Linked DNA regions of Homo sapiens: region 1 is linked to region 2. The links are chromatin contacts, found by Hi-C or POLR2A ChIA-PET in ENCODE. All regions are on one chromosome and are shown on one strand. Each heading gives the region's core, a stretch centred on a gene start or an enhancer-like site at or near the end of the contact. The rest is flanking DNA. Distances are from core to core; before and after follow the strand shown.

Evidence for each region. Hi-C counts contacts between places; a loop is a spot of excess contacts on that map. ChIA-PET counts read pairs that join two places held with the same protein, here RNA polymerase II (POLR2A). Pooled maps may share reads with other maps.
Region 1: a loop to region 2 is called in a map with no recorded cell type, with 6 times the contacts of the local background. The contact joins the promoter of WDFY4 here to the enhancer-like site in region 2. A Hi-C loop is called at or near these places in 2 of 37 single-sample maps with no recorded cell type and 4 of 50 pooled maps. POLR2A ChIA-PET finds 5 or more read pairs at or near these places in 1 of 52 experiments (H1).

What each region holds. Positions count from the first base shown.
Region 1 is chr10:48,681,176-48,686,281 of GRCh38, reverse strand. WDFY4 (WDFY family member 4) reads right to left here and starts at 1,409. Exons shown (of 62, transcript NM_001394531.1): 1 at 1,281-1,409. RefSeq lists enhancers at 619-1,159, 1,178-1,477, 2,408-2,487 and a silencer at 2,138-2,187.
Region 2 is chr10:45,651,098-45,656,571 of GRCh38, reverse strand. ZFAND4 (zinc finger AN1-type containing 4) reads left to right here. Exons shown (of 10, transcript NM_174890.4): 3 at 3,513-3,588; 4 at 4,539-4,606. Among named protein-coding and RNA genes, the nearest start is that of ZFAND4, 19 kb to the left of the region's middle. RefSeq lists an enhancer at 1,877-1,976. Within about 2 kb of position 2,873, at least 2 of the 41 ENCODE cell types and tissues checked have a DNase peak (open chromatin) inside an H3K27ac peak, as active enhancers do.

The sequences.
Region 1 (5,106 bases), core at 160-2,659, 3.0 Mb before region 2:
CTTGAACTCCTGACCTCAGGTGATCTGCCCCTCTCAGCCTCCCAAAGTGCTGAGATTACAGGCGTGAACCACTGCGCCTGGCCGAAATTTTCTTTTCTTTCAACACAGAAAATCTTTCCAAGTTCATGAAAGAATAGCCCATGTGCTCAGGATGGACAGACAGGAAGGGCCTCCCTGACCTGACCCTGTTCCCTACCTCTCTGGCCAGAACCCCAGGCATGCCCCTTACCCGGCTCTGCCACACCAACCTCCACGAGGTCTCCTCCTCCAGACCCTTATCAAGAACACTTCTCAGAAACCCACAGGACTCGGCCTCCCTCACAGGTCCCCTCTCAGAAGACTAGAGCCATCCCCACCCTCCCAAGACCCCCACCCTACCTGCTATTCTCCCACCTGCTGAGCACCGTAGACCCCTGTCCGCTTTGACCAGAGCCTGGCAGGGCGTGGTTTCTCAATACCTATTTGTTAAATAACTAAATGAATGACTATACATAAACTCATATTAAAATTAGTGTGCTCCATGGAAAGGGTAATGCATAGAGCCCTTAGTTATCAAACCAGCCCCCCCACACTTTAGATGAGTTGGGACAAAGGATCGGTTTAGTGTTCTAGAAGTTTCATTTCAGGGGAAAAGAAGAATCAGTCCTTACTGAGCAGGTGGCCCTGCTTAGGCAGAAAATGCAGGCGTTTCAATGGTTTGCTGTAATAATTCAGATGAGGGAAGTGAGCCCAGGGAGGCACCTACTTACCAGAACCCAGTGGAGTAATGACAGGGCCGGGATAGACCAGCTCCCTCTGAGGCCCGTTGGAAATGGCCCTCCAACTCTGCACTCCTCAGAGGCCTATGAGGGAGCTTGGAGGGCGAGCCTCACTGTCCTGTCGGCCTGCTCTCTCCGCCCCCTCGACAACCAGGAAAGCCCGTGTCAGCCCTTCCCAGGGTTCCCTTCATAGCAGGACCCCGAGAAAGGACTTGACCTACCGTCAGAGGTCGAGGAGTGCTGCTGGAGCCCAGCCTGACTCCCAAACTTCAGCAGTGACACACACTCAGGCAGACCCAGGCCCTGGAGTGGCCCTGACCACATGGGCCCCCCACGCCACACACACTTCCTGCTCCCCAGCTCACCTCCTCTCCCACATTCACAAACCCAAACCAGGCACTGGGTCACATGTGCCCCATAGTCAGCCTCCCAGGAGGCAGCCAGTAGGCCCCACGCTGACAGGCGGCGCCCATATGCCCACCTCTAGGCTGGCCTGGCTGGGCCAAGAGCAAGGTGGCCTACCTGGAGGGGTGGCCGTCAGCGCCTGTAGACATCAGAAGGCATGGGCCCCCTATCCCCAGCTGCAGCCCCTCAGGCTCGGGGGAAGAGGACCCGGCCCCACATCGTCAGTCCTCAGCGCCGTTTCACTCTGAATCACTGGAGCTGGGTCTCTGCTCATTTCCTGGAGAAAGCAGAAGTGGAGAGCCGGCAGATGCCTGACTCTGCCCACTCTCCAGCCGACCACGGAGCTGCTGGAGTTCTGGCGGGTGACTTGGGTTCTGCAGCAAGGCCCCTTGGGGCTGGCTGTGCAGCCTCCGTGGTCAAGCGGTGCTGGTTGGGGCCAAGGACAAAATGGAAAGTACAGCCCAGCCCTAGAAGAGTAGGTCTGGATTCTGTGTCCCCTCTTCACTAGCCGTGTGACCACTGGTGCACACCTCTCCTCTCTGGGCCTCTGGCAAAATGAGAACAATGATGGTGTTAGGTGAATCTAATCAGAGGTGTGTTTAAGTGCACCCCTGGACATGGCATGGGTTGGGCAGCCCTCACCCCACCAAGCTCAGAGTTGCCCACTTGGATTTCTTCCTCCCCCATCCTCAGATAGAACTTGAACCACCAATGAGGGGAGTCCTCCTGCGGCCAACACTGAGGCAAGGATGAGAGGACATCTAAAACCATAGAATGGAAGTCTCTGAAACTCAGACTCCAAATTCTCATTCCTCTGAGTATATAAACTAGGCTGAATTATCCATGTCACCTATCCATAACGTCATCTCCACAGTACAAACAAGCATGTCCATTCACACACAATCCTGCTTGTGCTCTGTAAAAGGAGAATTTTGCCAAAGAGCAAGGGCACTTGTTAGCGCTAATGCCTGATCCTTGATCCTCAGTGCAGCTCATCGCTTGTCTCTAGCTCACAAAACCAGTGGACCATGCATGACTGACTGAGAGGCAGCAACAACATCACTTGTTATGACATGGAGTAAAGCTCCAAGATTGGTTTAAAGAGGAAAATAACATTTGTCACAAAACCTCAACCTCCACCAGTGCAAACTTGTCAGTAGACAGCAGCCAAAATAGGAGATCTATCCAGCTGCACTCCAGTCTGGACAGCAAGAGCGAAGCTCCGTCTCAAAAAAAAAAAAAAGAAAAAAAAGAAAAGAAAAGAGAAATTGAAAGGATACATGCAGTGCCAGCCAAGGGAAAGAGAAAACCTTAGAGAATTTGCAGTGAAGTGTTTGTTGTATATGATGAAAACCCCTCGTCATTGTCACCAATGAAATCATAAATAAAATCTACAAGAAGATATTGCCTGAAATCAGAGGCCTATGGTAAGAGCGGATTAGACAGAGGAACTTCCACAGAGGCAGGAAGGGTGGCCAGCATGGGACAGGCCAGGACCCCATGCCTGTGAATGCCCAGAGGAAGCGCGGAGAGTCTGTCATAGTGGGATCTCGCAAAGTCTGCTGGAGGGCCCACCTGCACCCAGGTCTCCTACCTTCTACCCACCCCAGCACCTTGCCGGGTAGCCAGCAGCAGGCAGGTAAAGAGCACTAAATTCAGAGCTAGAAACTCAAGGTTGAAATTCTCACTATCTTAACTGAGATAATTGACATCTTATTTGCAGAATGAATGAATGCCTTGTTAGAAGGAACAAATCAAATAATATTTGCAAGAGAGGTTTTTTTTTTTTGAGACGGAGTCTCGCTGTCGCCCAGGCTGGAGTGCAGTGACGCGATCTCGGCTCACTGCAGGCTCCGCCCCCCGGGGTTCACGCCATTCTCCTGCCTCAGCCTCCTGAGTAGCTGGGACTACAGGCGCCCACCACCTCGCCTGGCTAATTTTTTGTATTTTTAGTAGAGACGGGGTTTCACCGTGTTAGACAGGATGGTCTCGATCTCCCGACCTCGTGATCCGCCCATCTCGGCCTCCCAGAGTGCTGGGATTACAGGCGTAAGCCAGCGCACCCGGCCAAGAGAGTTTTTAAATACTGAAAAGGGCTGTGCAAATGCAAGCTATTATTAGTGAGAGAGTTGCCAAAGCTAAGACACTGAAGCAGCCAGGGCAACTATGAACTGCTAATGTAAATGTGTATTTTTGTTAAAGGGCAATGTAAGATTCTCTGATTTTTAAACAATTGCCCCAAAATGGCAGTTTTACTTCTGCACCCAGTTATGGTGGTGTAACTGGTATAGGACATACCCTCCCATTGAAAGCAACTATAGAATAGTTCAAATACACAAGATAATTGTTTTCAGGCATTGAATAGCAAGACTGTGATCCTTGAGATAAGGAAAACACACAAGGTGAGCCCCACAATTGCCCTGGAGTTTTTTCTAGTGATGCTTTTTCTGCTATGATGCAGGCAGGTGGGGCCCCAGAGACAGTAGTCTCCCTGAACTGAAAAGGTTTAAGTCAGAGTTCAAAGCTGCTGAAGGCTCTGGTATGTTCAGGGCAGGTTCCTGAGGAGAGTGTGCCTTGTGGGAACTCATTGTGTGTGCCCTTGGCCAAGGATTCCTATGTGTGCACAGGGTGAGACTCCAAGAGACCCAGCAGAGGTCAACTGACCCAAGGCCGAGCACTGAAGGAGGTAACAGAGAATGTGCAGTGCTTGGAATGTTGCAGTCGCATCCCATGGAGTGTGGAGAGACCTTGCTGAGCATTGTGGGACTTCACTTTACACCTCAGAGCCCTCACCCCACCAAGCTCAGAGCTGCCCTCTTGTATTCCTTCCTCCCCAATCCGCAGACCAAACTTGAAACACCAATCAGAGGAGTCCTCCTGCAGGCTAAACATGAAGGTAATGATGAGAGGAAATTTAAAACCATAAAACTCTGAAGCTCAGACTCCACACTGAAGAAGTAAGAACCACAGCCTAGAATAAAAGCCATAAAGTTGGAACAAGTTCAAAATTGAAATAAAATAGCTCCATGTGATAAGTTACTTTTATGAGTTAACTTGACTGGGCCATGAGGTGCCCAAACATTTGGCGAGACATTATTCTGGGCATGTCTGTGAGGGTATTTTTGGATGAGATGAACATTCGAATCAGTAGGCTGAGTCAAGCAGACTGTTCTCCCTAATATGCATGGGTGGTTTCCAATCGGTTGAAGACCTGAATAGAACAGAAGGCTGAGTAAGAGGACACTTTGGCTGCTTGACTCCTTGAGATGGAACATCAGTCATCTCCTGCCCTTGGACTGGAACACTTACAACACTGGCTCTTCTGATTCTCAGGCCTTTGAACTCAGACTGGACCTTACACCATTGGCTCTTCTGGGTCTCCAGTTTGTTGACTGAAGATCTTAAGACTTCTCATCCTCTATAATCATATGAGCCAATTCCTTGTAATACATAAAGAAATAAACAAACAAGAGCAGGCATGTATATATATAGATATATACACACATATACATATATATATATATATATATATATGTATATCCAATTGGTTCTGTCTCTCTGGAGGACCCTAATACAACCAAACAAAGAATAAAAGAAGCAAGACTGACAGAATTAAAAGGATATTCCAGTAATTTTTTTTGAGACGGTCTGGCTCTGTCCTCCAGGCTGGAGGGCAGTGGGGTGATCTCGGCTCACTGCAACCTCCACCTCCTGGCTTCAAGCAATTCTCATGCCTCAGCCTCCCAAGTAGCTGGGATTATAAACACGTGCCACCATGCCCAGCTGATTTTTTGTGCTTTTAATAGAGACACTGTTTCACCGTGTTGGCCAGGCTGGTCTCAAACTAATGAGCTCAAGCGATCCCATCACCTCAGCCTCCCAAAGTGCTGAGATTACAGGTGTGAGCCACTGCAGCCAAGGAATTTAACTGCCAACCAGAACA
Region 2 (5,474 bases), core at 1,624-4,123:
TTCCATTACAGTTTTTGTTTCTTTTCTTTCTTTCTTTTTTCTTTTCTTTTTTTTTTTTTTTTTTTTTTTTGAGACAGGTTCTCACTTTGTTACCCAGCCTGGAGTGCAGTGGCACCATTACAGCTCACTGAAGCTTTGAGCTCTCAGAGACAGGGTTTCACCATATTGGCCAGGCTGGTCTCCTGACCTTGTGATCTGCCCACCTCAACCTCCCAAAGTGCTGGGATTACAAGCATGAGCCACCTTGCCTGGCCGATTCCCTCTTTTTCAATCTTTTGGAATAGTTTCAGTAGGATTGGTACCAATTCTTCTCTTCTCTTCTCTTCTCTTCTCTTTTCTTTTTAGAAACGGAGTCTTGCTCTGTCAAGGCTGGAGTGCAGTGGTGCGATCTCAGCTCACTGCAACCTCCGCCTCCCGGGTTCAAGCCATTCTCCTGCCTCAGCCTCCCAAGTAGCTGGGGCTACAGGTGCGTGCCACCACGCCCAGCTAATTTTTTGTATTTTTAGTAGAGATGGGGTTTCACTGTGTTAGCCAGGATGGTCTTGATCTCCTGACCTCGTGATCCACCCACCTCGGCCTCCCAAAGTGCTGGGATTACAGGCGTGAGCCACTGCGCCCGGCCAGTACCAATTCATTGAATGTCTGGTAGAATTTGTCTGTGAATCCATCTGGCCCTGGGCTTTTTTTGTTGTTTGCAATTTAAAAATTACTGATTCATTCTCACTGCTTGTTACTGGTCTGTTCAGGATTTCTATTTCTTCCTGACTTAAGGTAGGAGGATTGTATGTTTCTAGGAATTTATCCATTTCATCTAGATTTTCTAGTTTATGTGCATAAAGGTATTTATAGTAATCTTGAATGATCTTTTGTATTTCTGTGGTGTAAGTTGTAATGTCTCCATTTTTATTTCTCAGTGAGTTTATTTGCATTTTCTGTTTTCTTTTCTTGATTAATATAGCTAATGGCCTGTGGATTTTGTTTATATTTCCAAAGAACCAAACTTTTATTTATTGATCTTTAGTATTTTTTGTTTCCATTCAATTTAGTTCTGCTCTGATCTTTGTTATTTCTTTTCTAATGCTAGCTGTGGGTTTGGTTTGTTCTTGTTTCTTTAGTTCCTTGAGGTGTGATGTTACACATCAAACTGTGATGTCAGTTTGTGACCTTTCAGACTTTTTGATGTAGGCATTCAGCACTATAAACTTTCCTCTTAGCACTGCTTTTGCTGTATCCCAGAGGTTTAGATAACTTGTATTACTATTATCATTCCTTTGGAAGAATTTTTAAATCTCCATCTTGATTTCATTGTTAACCCAAAAATCATTCAGGAGCAGATTGTTTAATTTCCATGTATTTGTATAGTTTGAGGATTCCCTTTTGGAGTTGATTTCTAATTTTATTCCACTGTGGTCTGGGGGGGATACTTGATAGAATTTTGATTTTTTAAAAATTTTTGAGACTTTTTTGTGGCTTCTCATATGATCTATCTTGGAGAATGTTTCATGTGCTGATGAGACGAATGTATATTTTTCAGTTCTTCGGTTGAATGTTCTGTAAATATCTGTTAGGTCCATTTGTTCTAGAGTGCAGTTTAAGTCCATTTTTTCTTTGTTGACTTTCTGGCTTGATGACCTGTCTAGTGCTGTCAGTGGAGTGTTAAAGTCCCCCACTATTATTGTGTTGTTGTTTATCTCTTTTCCTGATAGCAATTGTTTTATGAATCTGGGAGCTCAAGAGTTAGGTGCATATATATTTAGGATTGTAATATCTTCTTGTTGGATTGATCCTTTTATCATTATATAATGACCTTCTTTGTCTTTTTTTGTAATATTGTTGCTTTAAACTCTGTTTTCTCTGATATAAGAATAGCTACTCCTGCTTGCTTTTGATTTCCATTTTAGGCCTCAAATACTAAACTCTTCAGGCCTGATTCATGATATCTTTTTTTTTTTTTGAGATGGAGTCTCACTCTGTTGCCAGGCTGGAGTGCAGTGGCGCAATCTCGGCTCACTGCAACCTCTGCCTCCCAGGTTCAAGTGATTCTCCTGCCTCAGCCTACAGAGTAGCTGCTACTACAGGCGCCTGCCACTATGCCTGGCTAATTTTTGTATTTTTAGTAGAGACGGGGTTTCACCATGTTGGCCAGGATGGTCTCGATCTCTTGACCTCGTGATCCACCTGCCTCGGCCTCCTAAAGTGCTGGAATTACAGGCATGAGCTACTGTGCCCAGCCCAATATCTTTTTTTGTTTTTTCAACTTTTAGGTTCAGTGGATACATGGGTAGGTTTGTTACGTGGGTAAATTGTGTGTTGCTGAAGTTTGGTGTATGAATTATCCTGTCACCCAGGATGTGAGCATAGTACTCGATAGGTAGTTTTTCAACCCACATCCCCTTCCCTCCCCATGTAGTCCCTAGTGTTTATTGTTCCCATCTTTGTCTCCATATATACTCAGTGTTTAGCTCCTGCTTATAAGTGAGAACACATGTTATTTGGGTTTTCTGTTCCTGCATTTGTTCTCTTAGGATGATGGCCTCCAGCTGCATTCATGTTGCTGCAAAGGACATGATTTTATTCTTTTTATGGCCGCATGGTGTTCTGTGGTGTATATGCACCACATTTTATTTGTCCAGTCCACTGTTGCAGGGGCATCTTGATTGATTTCATCTCTTTTGTATTGTGAATAGTACTGTGATGAACATACTAGTGCATGTGTCTTTTTGATAGAGTGATTTATTTTTCTCTGGGTATATACCCAGTAGTGGGATTGTTGGGTTCAATGGTCGTTCTGTTTTAAACTCTTTGAGAAATCTCCACATTGCTTTCCACAATGGCTGAACTAATTTGCATTCCCACCAGCAGTGTATGCGTTCCCTGTTCTCCTCAACCTTGACAACATCAGTTATTTTTTGACTTTTTATTAATAGCCATTCTGACAGGTGTGAGCTTGTATCTCATTGTGGTTTTGATTTACATTTGTCTAATGATTAGTAATGTTGAGCTTTTTAAATATATTTGTTGGCCACATATATGTCTTTTTTTGAGAAGTGTCTGTTCATGCATGTCCTTTGCCCATTTTTTAATGGGGTTGTTCTTTGTTTGTTGAATTAAGTTCTTTACAGATCGTAGATATTAGATCTTTGTCAGATGCATAGTTTGTGAATATGTTCTCCCATTCTGTAGATCATCTCTTTACTCTGTTGATAGTTTCTTTTGCTGTGCAGGAGCATGATATCTTGCCTTTTAAAGGGATCCCTATCTTATACCTTGTTTTAGGACCAGAGAGTTATTGCAACATGCTGTTCTTTTCTACAGTGAATGGATTGGACTATATCTCCTTTTAGGCATGCCTTCTACCTATGATTCTGTAAATTTTAGCACCTAGCATTCAATTTAGAAGAATGTTTAATTTTTTAGTGCTCTTAGTTCCTTAATGAAATAGATTTGTATCATACTCTTTTGGAGATGCTATTGAATTCTTTAACACTTTTTTTTAATAACTTTCCCTTAAGGTATTCCCATCTGTCGACAACACTTAATTTGGAATAACATGGAACTTGAAAATGATTATTGCTTGAATGATTACAAGTGAGTGTAATTGCATATTGGCTGTTTTGTAGGCACTTAGTATTATGACTCCATATGCTAATGTTTTTCTTTTGAACTCTTAGATCATGTCTGTTTTTCTCCTGAATAGTTCACATTCCTAGATTTCATTATACATCCTGAACTTTAGATGCATTAGTTTGGTACTGTATACTACTTTAACCTTTATCCTCTGATACATTTATTTTCCCTTTTCATTTTTCATGTCAAGCTGTTTATCTCCTGCCTTTTGAAATCCTCCTATTATCTTCTTGCCTACTTTTCTCCTTTCTTTGAATATTGAACCATTCCTTCCTGGCTATGTTCCTTTCTTTCTGTTTTTACAAGAGTTTTGGATAAGAGAGAATTGTTCTTCCCAAAGTCTTTCCTTTCTCATTAAGCCCTCCTTTTGTTACTAAGCAATGCTGTGTGCACCAGTGACTACCAACGTACTTTCTGACACTTTGTCTCTCTTATTTCTCCCCTCTTTCACATAATTCATCACTCTTTTGTTAAGAAAAGAGTAAAAGGATAAGAGGCAGTGTGGAATAGCTGTAAGAGCACTGAGAGTCAGGAGACCTTGTTATTTTTCTATTTTCTGTTTTATTAAATAGATTTGCTATTTTCTGCACTTTGGGTCTCCGGCATGCCACTTTTGTTCTCTGGGCCTCCTTTTCCTTAATGTGAAATGAACAGGCTAAAACACGTAATCACAGAGGTCTTTTCCAGTATGTTTATTCTTGGATTTCTTTATGGCTTATGAGAATTTGTTTCACCTTTTTTATTATTTGTACCAGTAAATATGTTAACATTTTATATGTATTTACATTGCTATATCTTTTTATATTTTAGAGAGTGGCCACTCTGCCTGATAAGCCAGCACATAATTATGTGTACATTTAACTGAATGCATTTTGATGATTATGATTTATTTTTGTGTTAACTATCCACAGCATTTCAGAAGGGTGTACCTTGAAGCTAGTTTTGGCTATGCGTGGCGGACCTATAAATACTAGAAGAGGTAGGCATATATATATATTAAAGCAATTTGACAGTAACATTCTTTATGTCAGTTAGTATTTTTATAGCCTCAGGTTTTATTTAGGTTTCCTTTCTGCTATTAGGTCTTAGAAAAATCACATTTGATTCTCTAGGCATTGTTCTTTAAAACCTAAATGCCTAGAGGCTGGAACTCTAAAATACAATTCAGAAAAATCACATGATTCCTGATCCAATTCAGAGAGGTTTAAAAATAAACCTTTTGCCAGTATAGGGAACAGAAATGGAATGACATACTATAAATACTACTTTACCATTGTGTTTAGTTTCATACGAGTCTTGTTTATTTTTAAATCTACCAGATCTTCAAATCCCAAGATGATGATCGTTTTGCAAAATTCCAACATTGCCTGTTTACCTGGTTTGTGATGTGTCTGGGTTTCATGGATATTATCATGGCCCCGGTTGCATCCTTTCTCAGAATATAAGTAGTTCTGAAATCCAGTCATTCATTCAACAAATACGTATTGAGCGTCTACTGAATGGTCAGTGCAATGTTCCAAGTATGGTAGACATGGGAGAGAAAGTCTCTGCTTCATGACAGTGCCTACAATAAATGTGTAAAGAGTCGATGTAACTCCTAATGGTTGTAAGTGCTATGCAGAAAATAGGGTAGGAAGGGCCCTCGAAAAAGATGACATTAGTGGAGACTTGATTGATGAGAGGGTTTTATTAAGCACAAGAAGAGACGGCAGTATTCACATTGGTCCCTGAGTCAGGTATGTCACATGAATTCCCATGAAGTGGAGGAGACTAGTCAGAGCATCCTCTTCTGTGGACCTCATTTTGAGGAAGTCCTTCAGATTTATTTGATCCTTCACTAACCAGAA